Regions from separate parts of the Homo sapiens genome. Here region 1 is linked to region 2. Evidence: chromatin loops called from intact Hi-C (ENCODE). Cell type or tissue: OCI-LY7. All regions are shown on one strand.

Evidence for each region. Peaks named below come from ENCODE experiments on the same cell type or tissue, not always from the same donor. Only the 100,000 strongest peaks of a DNase experiment are listed, where the experiment ranks them.
Region 1: it touches region 2 in a loop (3-fold over the local background); 6 of 110 quality-filtered maps call a loop at or near these places.

The regions. Positions count from the first base shown.
Region 1 is chr3:186,996,623-187,004,622 of GRCh38, forward strand. All of the region lies in intron 2 of ST6GAL1 (ST6 beta-galactoside alpha-2,6-sialyltransferase 1), which reads left to right. Among named protein-coding and RNA genes, the nearest start is that of ST6GAL1, 70 kb to the left of the region's middle. RefSeq lists enhancers at 1-294, 1,055-1,164, 1,748-2,638, 2,639-3,529, 4,068-4,287 and 2 more and a silencer at 625-704. In OCI-LY7, no CTCF peak of the experiment used is centred here; DNase peaks (open chromatin) are centred at 1,049, 2,709, 3,539, 4,249 and 1 weaker place; H3K4me3 peaks cover 6,738 bases; H3K27ac peaks cover 8,000 bases.
Region 2 is chr3:186,846,002-186,854,001 of GRCh38, forward strand. ADIPOQ (adiponectin, C1Q and collagen domain containing) reads left to right here. Exons shown (of 3, transcript NM_004797.4): 2 at 7,050-7,271. The coding sequence starts at 7,058. ADIPOQ-AS1 (ADIPOQ antisense RNA 1) reads right to left here. Exons shown (of 4, transcript NR_046662.2): 3 at 7,777-7,871; 4 at 5,885-7,241. Among named protein-coding and RNA genes, the nearest start is that of ADIPOQ, 7.3 kb to the left of the region's middle. RefSeq lists an enhancer at 1-7,049 and a silencer at 1-2,723. In OCI-LY7, CTCF peaks have their summits at 3,558 (motif pointing right) and 3,757; a DNase peak (open chromatin) is centred at 3,570.

The DNA.
Region 1 (8,000 bases), 150 kb after region 2:
CAAAGGCAAGAAGGCAACGACGTTCCATCTGTGGAAGGACCTACCAACCAGGTATCTCTGGTGACAGGGCTCATCTCATAGGTGGCCCACTGTACATCATACCCTGATGTTTTCTTTGCATGACGTGCTATAGAATTCCAGGCTCATGCACACCTTTCTGCTCTCCTGTTTTGCAAATGTCTGCACTCTAGAGTCCTTCCTGTTGGCCACTACATACGTGTCCCCCGCTTCTTGCCCCTCTCTGCTTGGGTCCCTGCTACACTGGTATCCTGCACTTTCCACCTTGTATTGCCAGTTTGTTTCCAAGGCCATCTCCACTTTGAGCTTGTTCATGACCACCTCACACAGCACACTTGGTCTGTGTGGTGGTTTGAGGGGTTCTGTCTGTACACTGTGCTTTGGCTGTGTTGGAGGCGGGCAGGTGGGAAGGAAGAAATGTATTCTTGGGGAGATTTGTTTTTAGAGACATGAGACATGGAAAATAGTTAAGTAATAATATAATATGGGAGGCATGGACTATCAGAGGAGGCAGGCAGGACTGCCCAACCTCCTCACTGGGCACGTTACGCTACTTCCTCCTGACCTCTATAGTCCTTTGCATTTATCAAGCACTGTCATACGTGTTATCTCATGCAATGACCAGGGTGTCACCCCCTGTTTTGTAAGTGACAAAACTGTCACTCAGAGGGATGAAATGACATGCTAAAGGTCATCTAGTTAGTAATGGTGGAATCAGGGCTGGAGCCCAGTCTTCTAAGCCTAGTTCCTATTCTGCTCTTCATCATCTGTCTCAGGATGGTAAACTGAGGCCTGGAAAGGAGAAGGAACTCACCCAGCCTAAAGATTAAGGGTTTTATGCTGGCCACGGTGGCTCATGCCTCCCAACATTTTGAGAGGCTGAGGTGGGAGGATTGCTTGAGTCCAGGAGTTTGAGCCCAGCCTGGGCAACATAGTAAGACCCTGTCTTTACAAAAAATAAAAAAAAATAGCCAGGTGTGGTAGCACACACCAGTAGTCACGGCTACTCAGGAGGCTGAGGCGAGAGGATCACTTGAGCCTGCGAGATCGAGGCTGCAGTGAGCCGCAACGGAATCATTGCGCTCCAGCCTAGGACAGAGTGAGACTCTGTCTCAAAAAGAAAAAAAAAAAAAGATTTTAGACAGTGCTGACCATATTGAGACAATGCTGACTGGTGAGTGGGGACGGAGAAATAAAGAACTAACATTGTGCAGAACTGTGTTCTCAGCCAGTGCTATCTAATGGAAATAGAAAGCAAGCCACAAGTGTGGGCTGCATACGTAGTTTTCAGATTTGTAATAGACACATTAAAAAAGCAAAAAGAGGCCGGGCATGGTGGCTCGTGCCTATAATTCCAGCACTTTGGGAAGCTGAGGCAGGAGGATCACTTGAGCCCAGGAGTTAGAGACCAGCCTGGGCAACACCCTGTCTCTATTGTTATTTTTATAAAATTTAATTGTTTAAAAAATACGGGAAGTAAAAAGAAACAGATGAAATTAATTTAAACAACATAGAACTACACAGGGGTTAAGGGCACTAGCTCCCTGTGCAGTTGAAAGTCCATGTATATTTTCTGAAAGTAGACTCTGAAAAATAAGAAAAAGAAAGAAAATCCACGTATAACTTTTGACGGTCCCTAAACTTAATACGAATATCCTGTTAACCAGAAGCCTTACTGATAACATAAAAAACTGATGAACACATATTTTATATGTTATGTGTTTTATATACTGTATTCTTGTAATAAAGTAAGCTAGGGAAAAGAATGTTAGGAAAATCATAAGAAAGAGAAAATGTATTTATTATTTAGTAAGTGGAAGTGGATCCTCATAAAGGTCTTCATCCTCATCATCTTCACATTGAGCAGGCTGAGGAGGAGGAAGAGGAGGGATTGGGTTTGTTTCAGGAATGGCAGAGGTAGAAGGAGGGCGAGGGGGAGGCAGGAGAGACAGGCACACTTAGTGTAACTTTTATTGAAAAAATCTGCATATAAATGGAACTGTGCTGTTTAAGGATCAACTGTATTTTATTTAACTCAATATATTCAAAATACTCTTACTTTCTCATGTAATCAATATAAAATTACGAATCATACTTTCTACATTCCTTTTTCCATAAGAAATCTTCAGTGTGTATTTTTACACTTACAGCACGTCTCATCTGGCCTAGCCACATCTGGCTAGTGGCTGTTGCATTGTGGAGCCCAGTTCTAAGCATTTTACGTATATTATTTCATATAGTTCAATAATCACGTGAAAAGTTTATTACAGAACTATCTAATGGTTGAGGAAATGAAGCCCAGAGAGGTTAGGTAACTTGCCTGGGGGGCACGAAGCTGGAAAGCAACAGAACTGGATCCTGGCCTCTCCCTCCTCTTCCCACTGTGGCCAACTGCCAGCCGACCAGGAAGGGGGCCCGGGGGCAATGCAGGGGTATCTTATTTCCAAACCATTGTTAAACTTGCTCTTGTGGAGGCAGCTGGCCCTGGGGAAGTAAAGGGAATCCTCCTTTTTAAATGCATATGCGAAAGTTAAGGGAATCCTTTCACTAGGCGGTAAGCCTCTGTCTAGGGCCGTGGGACCATTAACACCACTCGCCTCGTAGAAGGTGTGTGTCATTCAAGGTGATAATGCATAGGAACAGCTCAGCTATGTCAGGGCCAGGCCATTATGGGTGCTGAATAAATGTGTTTCTGTCCCCTATGCTAAGGCAAGACATCCGGGGAAGAAGTAGGCCCGGATTTGTCGCCTTGAAGGAAGACTACTATAATCTCTTTTTTTTTTTTTTTTGAGACGGAGTCTCACTCCGTAGCCCAGACTGGAGTGCAGTGGCACGATCTCGGCTCACTGCAAGCTCCGCCTCCCTGGTTCAGGCCATTCTCCTGCCTCAGCCTCCCGAGTAGCTGGGACTACAGGAGTGCACCACTGCGCCTGGCTAATTTTGTATTTTTAGTAGAGATGGGGTTTCACCGTGTTAGCCAGGATGGTCTCGATCTCCTGACCTCATGATCCTCCCGTCTTGGCCTCCTAAAGCACTGGGATTACAGTCATGAGCCACCGTGTCCAGCCAAGACTACTATATTCTAATGGAGGGTAAGTGGAGTAGGAGGGCCATGTGCGTGCTCTGGGGGCAACAAACTTGGTGCTAAACTTGTTTTTCTTGTTTTACTCACAAACATTATGACAGCAGTAAAGATACACTTTTATTTATTTATATTTTTTTTAGAGACAGAGTCCTCCTCTGTTGCCCAGGCTGGAGTGGCTATTGTAGTTCACTGCAGCCTTGAACTTGTGGGCTTGGGATCCTCCTGTCTCAGCCTCCTGAGTAGCTGGGACTATAGGCGTGCACTATCACACTGAGCTATTTTAAGAACATTTTTGTAGAGTATGTTGGCCAGACGGATCTTGAACCTCTGGCCTCCAGCATTCTTCCTGCCTTGGCCTCTCAAAGTGATGGGATTCATAAGCATGAGTCATGGTGCCCAGCCAAGATACATTTTTAAAATGTATCCTGCCTCCTGACACATTACTGTTCACTTGTAACAATGGTCACTTGTAATCATAGTCTGTTTGCAAAGCAAGCTTTTAATAGAATTACAATTTTAGTGTTGACCAAAAGTTTATTTTGGGCCGGATGTGGTGGCTCACGTCTGTAATCTCAGCACTTTGGGAGGCTGAGGTGGGTGGATCACCTGAGGTTAGGAGTTCGAGACCAGCCTGGCCAACATGGTGAAACCCCATCTCTACTAAAAATACAAAAAAAAAAAAAAAAAATTAGCTAGGCTTGGTGGAGGTGCCCGTAATCCCAGCTACTCGGGAGGCTGAGGCAGGAGAATCGCTTGAACCCGGGAGGCCGAGGTGGCAGTGAGCCAAGATTTTGCCATTGCACTCCAGCCTGGGTGACAAGATCGAGACTCTGGCTCAAAAAAAAGTTTATTTTGTTTCTATAAACATTGTTTTTCATCTTTATAGTGCATGTCTTTTGTTAATGGCTTCATAGGCAATCGATGGACTTCTGGATCACAATTTTGCTTGTTCCTATGGCTAGATATTTAGGTTGTTCCAAATTTTCTCAGCATTACATTTGATGCTACAGTAGGCACCCACACATTTATGTTTCTTTTCTGTTTTTCAACTATTGTTGGTTGTTCTGAGGTATTTTCGTAAGGTTTCACTTCTGTTTTCCCAGCCATGAGTGATACATGAGCACAACTGTTTTGCTATTAATCACCAGCATTGGGTGTGAAAATTTACTCAAAGTTTTGCTAAATTTAACTGGAGTAGAAATGGGCCATGCATTTGTGCGTACTTCCCCAGATGCTTTTTAGAACAGTGCTTGTGTAACTGACCAGAGTGTCAGGTGAGGCCATTGTTGGCAGAAAGGTGCCTTCCTCGGGAGAAGGTGGGTTACACAGCTTTTCTTTGCAGATGAATGGTGAGAGCCAAACCCGAAGACCCACAGGTTTCAAGCTGGCCATGTGGCTTCACTAAGTTTGGCCTCAACTTCCCACAGTGGCACAGAAGCGAGGTAGAACTCAGTGTTCCTACCCGAACCCTGGACATTCTGAAATGTCCACAGCCCGAGGAAAGGGATGACCTGCATGTCACTTTCCATACCCTCCACTGCACATAGATCTGTCTCAGGCATTGAATCAGAGGGATGTGTGACTTTGGACAAATTATTTTACCTTTCTCTGCCTCATTTCTTCATCTAAAATCAGGTGACAGCAATGTCTCCCTGTAATATTGCAGTGGGGATTAAATCTGTTAATACTTGAAAAGTGCTGAGATCAGTGCCTGGCACATAAGTAGTGCTCAATAACTGTTGTAAACCTGGGTTTGGATCTCACTTCCATTGCTTTCTGGAGGCCCACTTTGGTCAAATGGCTGACCTTTCTGGACTTCAGCTTCATCTGTAAAATGGGATTATGGCATCTACTTCAGCATCATGTTAGGGGTTTAAGTGAGAAAATGCATTTCACACAGTGTCCTGCACATAAAGGGCCCACCATATATGTAATGAAAAACAAACAAACGGCCGGGCTCAGTGGCTCACTCCTGTAATCTCAGCACTTTGGGAGGCCCAGGCGGGCAGATCACGAGGTCAGGAGTTTGAGACCAGCCTGGTCAACATGGTGAAACCCCGTCTCTACTAAAAATACAAAAATTAGCCGGGTGTGGTGGCGCGCGCCTGTAATCCCAGCTACTCAGGAGGCTGAGGCAGGAGAATTGCTTGAACCCGGGAGGCGGAGGTTGCAGTGAGCCGAGATCACGCCACTGCACTCCAGCCTGGACAACAGAGTGAGACTTTGTCTCAAAAAAAAAAAAAAAACCCAAAAACAAAACAAACAAACAATGTTTTTAGCTTTATTTTCTACTCTACCAAAGAGAGAGCTTTGTTGCCTTATATTGGTGTTGTAATTAGCTGTTAGATCTGACCATATTTTCTGTTATGGTGTATTTTTAAGTCCACATTCTAGGTTTAAGGCCATCTTGAAACAAATGGGAGGCAAATCAACATTTTCGTGTGTCTGAAGCTTTTAATGTAATTTTGTTTTGGAGATGAATGAGCTCATAATTCCACAAAGAAGGGATGATATTTCATATACTTATTAGTTTAGTGATTTCCCTCCCACACTTAGTGTCAAACTGTCAGGTTTATGGAAGCTATCAAATGTTTCTTTATGCTCAGCAGCACAGATCAAAGTTGTCTACATGATAAGGTAAAAAACATATTCTTTAGGAAATGCAAAGAAATGACCCAAAAGACCCTTGAGCACAGCTCATTCCTCTCCCTGGTCTGTCCAACTTTCCCTCAGGAAAAGTCAATGTAGTCATTATGTCTGGAAAATGCCAAGGACTTCTTTCCCTCATTTTTTACATGGCCTTGCACTCTGTGAGGCATTGGCTGGGAGGTTCATTGTGGCTTTCTTGCCGCTAAGCATCTCCTCTCTGCCAACATCTCATCAATTCCTGTCTGTGCCAATTACCTTTGCTTAGGATTTGGGGTGAGGAAAGTTGTGTGATTTGTCTGTTTCTGTTTCTGGGTAAAATCTCAACTCTGGGCGTATCAGCAGAAAGGGTTCTGAAATGTCCCTTGATTCAGATGATTCTGAATCAATAGCATGTATGTGTGTGTGCATAATTACCCTTACCCAGAAAATTCTCCATTATAATTCTTTAAAAGCACAGGTTCACAAATTATTAGAAAGTATATTTTGTATACTATTTACGGTAGCAAAATATCAAATGCAAGAAGCAAGTTTAATTAAAGATAGGCAAGACATTTTACTGAAGAATATAAAACATTAGTAAGAGAAATAAAACAATGGCTTATGCAATTATGGAAACTGACAATTACCAAGATCTGCGACTGGCAAGGTGGAGGCCCAGGAGCAGCAATGGTGCAGTTCCAGTCTGAGTCCAAAGGCCTGAGAACCAGGGAAAGCCAATGGCGTAGTTCTAGTGCAAATGCCAGTTGGCCTAAGGCCTTTCAGTTTGAGTCCAAAGGCAGGGGGAAAAAAACCCCAAAACCAAACCAAACCAAAACAACAACAGCAAAAACAATGCCCCAGCTCAAGGCAGTCAGACAGGAGGAGCTCCCTCTTACCTGTGGGAAGGTCAGCCTGTTTTACTGTATTCAGGCCTTTAACCGATTGGATAAGGCCCACCGTTAGAGAGGGGGCAATCTGCTGTACTCAGCCTGCTGATTCCAGTGCTAATTTTATCCAAAACAACCTCATTGAAACACCCAGAATATTTGACTAAATATCTGGGTACTCTGTGGCGCAGTCCAGTTGACACATAAAATCAGCCATCACCATCAATTTGGGGGAAAATTGACATTTTAACAAAATTGAATCTTTCAGTTGATCAGCATGGTATATATCCTCCATTTATTTAGATCTTTTATTGCTCTCACTAGTGTTTTGTAGTTTTCAGTAAAAAGTCTTGCCTATCTTTAATTAAATTTGCTTCTTGGCATTGGATACTTTGCTACTGTAAACAGTATATAAGATATATTTTCCAATGATTTGTGAAATTTTGCTTTTGAAGAATTATAATGGAGAATTTTTAGGAGAAGGATAATTGAAAATCCGTCAGACAGCAGTGAAGTTTAGGAACTACCATTCTGGACATAACCATACATCATTAATAAAATATTCCTTACATCCCTATGCTACTTTATTATTGCCAAAACATTTTTTTTTCCTTTGGTCCTCGTAAGGGTTCTTAGAAAGAGACAGAAGAGCTATTATTTCTACTTTCATACAAGGAAATGTGGCCTCAGGGATTGATGTGGTTTGAATATATGTCCCCACCAAATCTCATGTTGAAATGTAACCCCCAGTGCTGGAGGTGGGGCCTGCTGGGAGGTGTTTGGGTCATGGGTGTGGATCTTTCATGGCTTGGAGCTGTCCTCACAACAGTGAGTTCTCATGAGATCTGGTTGTTTCAAAGTGTGTAGCACCTTCCCCACCACTGCCTCTTGCTTTTGCTTTCGCCATGTGATGTGCCTGCTTCTGCTTCACCTTCCACCATAACTAAAAGCTCCCTGAGGCCTCCCCGGCAAGTGAGCAGATGCTGGCACCATGCTTGTGCAGCCTGCAGAGCTGTGAGCCAATTAAATCTCCTTTCTCTGTAAATTACCCAATCTCAGGTATTTATAGCAATGGAAGAACAGACTAACACAGGGAGACTATCTGAAAGTCCTATGACTAGCAAGTGGCAGAGCCAGCCCCAGAGCCCAGGACTTTTCCTAAGAGAGAGGTCCTGCTTCTGATACCAAAGTTTTTCTATAGAAAGATGGCCTTTTATAAGCATTACTGAGAAGATACCTCCAGGTGCCCAGGAAGAATCTCCTGCTTGTAGCCTCCATAGGCAGTGTAGGAGGAAGGGAAGAAAACAGCAGAGTGGACCAAGGTAGCAATATGTAATACACTAGAGTCGGGAGCGAGAATGATGTCCTGTTAGCTTATACGG
Region 2 (8,000 bases):
CTGAGGGATCATCTCCTTAATCTGTCAGTTTCCTCATCTCTGAAGTTGGGCTCATTTCCTTCCTTCATGGAGTTATTGTAAAGATGAAGATAAATAACGTGTAAAATCTAGCATGGGAACTGGCTTCTATAAGGTTCTAATAAGTGCATTCCTACTCCTTCCCCTCAGCCTTCCCATTTGTAAAAGCAAGGCAGGGGTGAGGTGATTTCTGGGGCTCCTTTTGGCTCTGACATTTGAGGATTTTGTATACTTTTTTTTTTTTGAGACAGAGTCTTGCTCTGTCACCCAGGTTGGAGTGCAGCTCAATGCAAATTCCGCCTCCCAGGCTCAAGCAATTCTTATGTCTCAGCCTCCTGAGTACCTGGGATTACAGGCAGGCACCACCACCCCCAGCTAATTTTTTTGTATTTTCAGTAGAGACGGGGTTTTGCCATATTGGCCAGGCTGGTCTTGAACTCCTGACTTCATGTGACCCACCCATCTCAGCCTCCCAAAGTGCTGAGATGACAGGTGTGAGCTACCGTGCCTGGCCAATTTTGTGTGCTTTAATGCCCTTTTCTGCTGGAAGAGTTGGCACCAGGTTTGGTGATCTCTTTCCCCCACACGGCTCTGCCTCCTGCCAGTCCCAGAGGGGACCCTGTCCTTGCATTTCACAGGATTCTGCTGTTGCAACTGAAATTCCAGTAGGTCAAAGTGAAATTTCTCATACACTTTAACATGAAGATAAATGATCACAGTATGGCCCTTTAGGATCCTGAGAACATCACGGTCATCCCCTGGTATAATTTTAAAAGCAGATGAATCCATGCCTGTGCGAGGTTTGCCAGGAAAGCCAGTGCTGGGATTACAGTGGAAGTCTTTTTATGCTACTTTTTTCTTGTATCCCTCACCCCATGGGGTGGCATATTGAAAGGCAGGATGTGTGACCACGATACTTTTCTCCTCCTGGACTATGTCTAAGAGTCTGTTATTGGGTTCTGAAGATCAGAGTTTAATTTCCGACTCCTCTCTGTGTAGCTCTGGGATCTTGGAAAGCCACTTAACCTTTCTGAAGTCCCCTTTCCTCATCTCTAAAATGCATACACTCATCACTAACATTTACTGAGCACTGACATGTGCCAGACACCATTCTAAGCATTTTACACAGACTACACCATTTGATCTTCCAACAAACAGAACACTGAAACGCATTACAGGTCAGAACAAATGATTTGTGCCTAAGCACCAAGACCGTAGAGCCCGTGCTCCCTATTCTACCCTATCCTGTCTCTCAAAATGATTGTGAGAATCGAATGAGACACTAGGTGAGAAAAGGGTTTTATAAATAGCATTTTAAAAATTTTTTAAAGTCCACAAAATTTTTAATTTTAATACAGATAAAATAGATCCCTTTGTTTTATAAAAAGTAACAAAATTTGTTATACAACAACTATGTTATTTATTAATTTTGCCTTTTTGTATGCTGCCAGGAAAGAAACATTAAGAAATCTTAAATTGATTATGGTGAATCAGAAGGTCTGCCTGGACTTTTTATTGCTCTAACTGTACAGCTGATCATACTACCTCATTTTTTTTTATGACACTTCAAGGGTGCGCTTAGCTTCATCACTCCTTCGTTGCCAAAAGCTTTGTGACCAAAAACAATTAAGCAGATTCCTGAGTCACTAAATGACACATAACCAGAGTTGAGACTTAGGAACTTTTAGTGCCATGCTAAGCCCACAGGGACACAACAAATAGCATTTTACAAAGGCAAAGAATTGTGACACTTGAGATTTAGCTTGTTGATCCTTGTAAAAGTTTTCTTTTTAGGCATAATTGAGTTTTAGATCATAGTACTCACTATTACTTAGTAATAATTTTTTTCTGATAGAAATACAGTGTAACAGGCCGGGCGCAGTGGCTCATGCCTGTAATCCCAGCACTTTGGGAGGCCGAGGCGGGCGGATCACTTGAGGTCAGGAGTTTGAGACCAGCCCGGCCAACATGGTGAAATCCCATCTCTACTAAAAATACAAAAAATTAGCCAGGTGTGGTCGTGGATTCCTGTGATCCCAGCTACTTGGGAGGGTGAGGCAGGAGCATCAGTTGAACCCAGGAGGCGGAGGTTGCAGTGAGCCAAGATGGTGCCATTGCACTCCAGCCTGGGCCACAAAGCGAGACTCCACTTCAGAAACAAAAAAAAAAGAGAGAGAGAAAAGAAGGAAGGAAGGAAGGAAGGAAGGAAAGAAGGAAGGAAGGAAGGAAAGAAGGAAGGAAGGAAGGAAGGAAAGAAGGAAGGAAGGAAAGAAGGAAGGAAGGAAAGAAGGAAGGAAGGAAGGAAGGGTAACAAGCAAAGTGTAACAATGGCAATATCTAAAAAAATAGGTATTTTTATATGTTTGTCGTTTTATATATATGACCCCCACTTTAGAGATGAGGAAACTGAGAGATTAAGGAAACGATCCCTGAGAGACTCTGTTCTGACTTCCAAATCGGTGAGCTTTCCATCGCATCACGGTGCCTCCGAAAGCATGACACGGAGCTTCTCAGACTCAGCTTCCTAATCCGCTAAACGGGATTATGTGAGATGAGGAACATGAGAACGCTGACATGGGTGAGGGTTCCTTGGAGTATCATTTTCATGTGGCATTTTCAAAACTTATTTTACCTAATCTTCCCAAAGCCCTGCTTTTGACTCTAATGTGTCTCCTGAGACTTGGAGAGCGCAAGATGCTAGCGACAGAGCAAGACTCCATCTCCAGATAAATAAATAAGTAAAATAAAAAAGAACACAAATAATTTTGAAAATTTTTTTGAAAATTAGGCACGTTTGCACTGACCTTCAATTGTTATTAATTGCTGGTTTCCCACCCAGAATTAAGTTGGAATGCAACTTTCTTTTACAATCAGAGTCCGTTCTTGGTCTTGGAAACTTCTGAGGCTCCTGTGCTAATCACACTCTTGTATTTTTGGCACCTCTACCCCGTGCCACTGTCATGGAACCCAGGCTGATCGCACCTATTAGTGGAGAAATCTGTCCATAATACTGAAGTTTGGGGACAAACAGTGTTCCCTTAGGGTAGGAGAAAGAGATCTTTATTTTTGACAAAGGGGGAGGAGCCAGAAAACTCCAGAGACCCCTGAGTTTGCCCTCTCTCCAAGGTTTGGGGTAAGCCCCCCGTCACCCTTTATCTCTGGGGCTTTCACATATTCTGGATTCTCTCCTCCTGTTTCCCAGCAGAAAAGGATGGAGCCTCACAGATTCTTCCCATTTCTGGAGAAAAACATGCATGGAGCTCAAAGTTCTTCTCAGGAGTTTTATTGCCAAAGCCATAATAAGAAAGGGTGGAGGTGACAAGCAGTGAGGAAGTTTAAAGATGCATGAAATCTGTAAAGTCTCAGAACAAGAATTCTCCTAAAATGCAAAAGGGGCTTTGCTGGTCTCCCCTTGGCTTCTCATGTAGCTCACCTCTTTTTTCTTATCTTGAGACTAGTCAAACCTAAGCTGTTTCTCATTTTATTTCCAGAAGCTATTGAGAACACTCTCCTGAATTCTTCAAATTCAGTAGAGGGCGACAAATGTACATATAAATGATGGTAGTGGGTCTTAAATAAAGACTCATGACACCTAAAGGGGCAGCACCTGAGTCTGATTGCACCTGTTTCTGTTGCTGTTTCTGTCTCTCTTCTCTCTGTCTGCCATTTCATTATCAATGGTTACTTTACTTATAAGATCATATTAGAACCTGATATTTGATAAATGATGCATCAGATCTATAGTGAGAGAAAAAATTAATGCAATTAAAGGTGTTGTAACAGCTAGTCTTCAAGTGGGGAGAAATCATTTGAGTACCTTAGGTCACAGCTTACATCAAAACAAAAAATCAGAGCTACATTAAAAAGTGAAATTTTAACTATATCAAACAATAGAAAAAAACAGAAGAAAATTGAATACTTACTAAATCTTAGCATGAATAAGAACTGTTTAACACTTAGAGGCAAGGACTGGGCGTGGTGGCTCATGCTTTTAATCCCAGGACTTTGGGAGCCCAAGGCGGGCGGATCACCTGAGGTCAGGAGTTTGAGACTAGCCTGGCCAACATGGTGAAACCCCGTCTCTACTAAAAAATGCAAAAATTAGCTGCGTGTGGTGGTGCATGCCTGTAATCTCAGCTACTTGGGAGGCTAAGGCATGAGAATCGCTTGAACCTGGGAGGTGGAGGCTGTAGTGAGCCGAGATTGTGCCACTGCACTACAGCCTGGGTGACAGTGTGAAATCCTCTCTCTCAAAAAAAAAAAAAAAAAAAAGCAAACTAGAGCAGTGAGGTACCATTATTTCCTTTGCTCACTAAACTGACAACACACAAATGTTTTTTATAATACCCAAAGCTGATGAGGGTAGTTAAGGTATGCCCTTTTATACACACACTAATGATGTACTACTGGTTGGCAGTATAACATATGCTGCCATGTGGGGATATGTATCAGGAGACTTAAAAATGTGCATACCTTTTGGTCCAGTAATTTACTTCTGGGAATCTGTCATAACAGAATAATAATCTTGGGGAAAGCTACATGCCTAAGGATATTTAAAATATTATTTAAAAATCAAAGTATAATTTCTTACAGAATATAAAATAATATTTTAAAATGAAAATATGCTAAAAGTTTGATGAAATATAAATGGTCAAATATATATTGATTATATCCACTTACTAGACTAGCACTCACTCTGAGACGTTAAAAATAGTCATTATAAAAACTAGAAAATGCCAAAGACAAAATAAAGGAATAAAGTTTTACATAAAGTATGATTCCACTATGTTTAAAAATAAACAGAGACATTCTTGGAGTTGAGTATTGTTTTCTTTTCTGTCATGTCCAAAGAACTATATAACTATTATTTTTAATGAACTATATATGTAATATATACATATAGTTTATATGTATATACAAAATTTATCTCATATATATGATAAAGATGAAAGATGAGTTGGATGTGCCACGTGAAGAGGGTAGTATAGAACCCCAGGTAATGGGGCATAGGAGTGGGATTCCAGATACCAGGCCCATGTTTTTGGGGTGAGATTGCCAATCACGGTCTTTCTTCCATCCCTCACAGAGGAGTAGGTTTGTCTTCAACAAACCTTCAGTTGTCCTGAAGACAAACCTAATTCTGGAGACTTCATATAATCTAGAAGAGACAAGCAAACTGATGAAAAATAGTGAATTTTTAAGGTAAAATAAAGTACATGGACTACACTTTGTTTAGAATCAGATTCTTGGGATTAACCACATTAACCCACAGAGGGTCTTAGTGATGCCTCTAATCCAGGATCCTAGGACCTATTTCTCTCTGTGAGATGCTTTCTCCCAACTCCTTGGTGAGAGTGGGAAGACTAAGACCTCAGCAATCTGAGGTGGAGGCCTAAGATCCCCCTAAGATCGGAGGCAGAATCTGAGAGGGGATAAAAGTCCCTATACCTGTATTGGGCCCTTTTCTGGGAGGGGGATATCAAAGAATGATTTTGAGACAGGGAGGCTTTTGACTACCTGTGCCACTTGAGCTCTTTGCTAGGGCTCCAGAATACATATTTCAAATACATTCCCCCTCCCTCCTTCCTTCCCTCTTCCACTCTTCCTTTTTATCTTCCTTTCTTCTTTTCCTTCCTCCTTCCCTTCCTTTCTCTGGCTCTCTCATGATTTCTTTTCCTCATTATAAAAGTGCTTATTTAGTCCCTACTCTGCTATTAGTGTGTTAGTCTTTGTCCCCTGGTACTTGCTGTTTAATGGAGAAATGGGTGAGCAAAACAGAAATTACAGCAGAGTGCAATGATAGAGCTAAGCCAGGTGTATAAATCCATTCTCACACTGCTGTAAAAAACTACTTGAGACTGGGTAATTTATAAAGAAAAGAGGTTTAATTGACTCACAGTTCCACAGGCTGTACAGGAAGCATGGCTGGGGAGGCCTCAGAAAACTTACAATCATGGTGGAAGAAAGAGCGAAGGGGAAGCAAGCACATCACACAGCAGCAGGAGAGAGAGAGAGAAAGAGAGAGAGAGAGAATATAGGGGAAGTGCTACACACTTTCAACCAGATCTTGTGAGAATTCACCTACTATCATGAGAACAGCAAGGGATAAGTCTGCCTCCATGATTCAGTCACCTCCTACCAGGCCCCTTCTCCAACACATGTCGACGTGCTATTTGGGTGGGGACACAGACCCAAACCATATTACCAGGGCACTGGAGAAACACAGAGGGGAAAGAACCAGCCAAGGAGTGAGATGGAGAACAAGGAGGACTTCTTGAAACAGATGACATCCAAACTGGGTCCTGAAAGCTGAATAGAGATTAGACAGGGGAGGAGGGGCAGCTAAAGATGGCTCAGGCAAACAAAGGGCCAGGGGATATGTTCATGGGATGATGTGTCTCTCGTTGTCTGCTTAACACAAGGTGAGTCTCTCCCTCCCTCTCTCTCTCTTTTTCTCTGTGTGTGTTTGTGTGTGTGCATGTGTGCAAATGTAATATACCCAATAGTCAAACATGTGCCCCAGGAGAGGGGTAGAGGAAGAAAGAGAATGAGAGAGTAAGAAGGAGGAATAGACACAGAAAATGAGAGAGAAGGGGGGAAAGAAAAAGAAGAAAGGAGCCAGAGGAGAGAAGCTGGTTAGCATTGAATGGAGCAATCTGTGTCATCGTACTTGGGAAACCCAAGGATGGATTCTTGGCAAGTCGACTCTTGGAGCTTTCCCTGTGCTTGGTCCTGTGCTCAGACATGGGAAAATTAGAGGAGTGTCATCTGTGCAATCACTGAATTCATAATCTTGGTGAGGAAAGGAGACTACACACAGGGAATAATGCTAAGTATTACAGATTTCAGGGCAGAAAGAGATCAAGGTGGGCTGCAATATTCAGAAAAGTCTTCCTGGAAAAGTTGAATACTTAGAAAGCAGCTCCTAGAAGTAGACTCTGCTGAGATGGACGGAGTCCTTTGTAGGTCCCAACTGGGTGTGTGTGTGGGGTCTGTCTCTCCATGGCTGACAGTGCACATGTGGATTCCAGGGCTCAGGATGCTGTTGCTGGGAGCTGTTCTACTGCTATTAGCTCTGCCCGGTCATGACCAGGAAACCACGACTCAAGGGCCCGGAGTCCTGCTTCCCCTGCCCAAGGGGGCCTGCACAGGTTGGATGGCGGGCATCCCAGGGCATCCGGGCCATAATGGGGCCCCAGGCCGTGATGGCAGAGATGGCACCCCTGGTGAGAAGGGTGAGAAAGGAGATCCAGGTAAGAATGTTTCTGGCCTCTTTCATCACAGACCTCCTACACTGATATAAACTATATGAAGGCATTCATTATTAACTAAGGCCTAGACACAGGGAGAAAGCAAAGCTTTTTTATGTTAACCATAAGCAACCTGAAGTGATTTGGGGTTGGTCTTCCAAGGATGAGTGTAGATGGTGCCTCTATAACCAAGACTTTGGCTTTGCTGCATCTGCAGCTCCTTTTCCATCCCCTTTCCCATCTTCACCCTCATCCCTATTCCCAGTACATTCATATTCTGATTCCTCTTTCTGTCTGCTTAACTTCCATTTCACCCAGTGGCATTCAACCACATTTACTGCACACCCCCTGAAAGGCTCAGTCCTGCCTTTGGGGAACTCTTGATCTAGGTAAGATGTCTAATGTGCAAGGCTCTGTTGGTGGTTACTACAAGAAAGTCTACTCTAAAAATGTCAAACTGAATGTGAACAAGTATTCAAAGTATGGAGCATAGAGAAAATATACTCACCGTGGACCTGATGAAGAATGAAGGCTTCAAGGAGGAGGCAGAGCTTCAGCTAGGCCTTGAATGATGGGTAGGCAGAATAGAGGAGGAGAGACATCCTAGATGGAGGGGGTAGAATTGCAAAACCAGGGTTGATGGTGCCAGCACATAAAGGGCTGGCAGGGTGGAGGGTCTATGATAGAGACCTATAGGAGATAAAGATAGAGTTGAAATTATGGGAGCCTCCA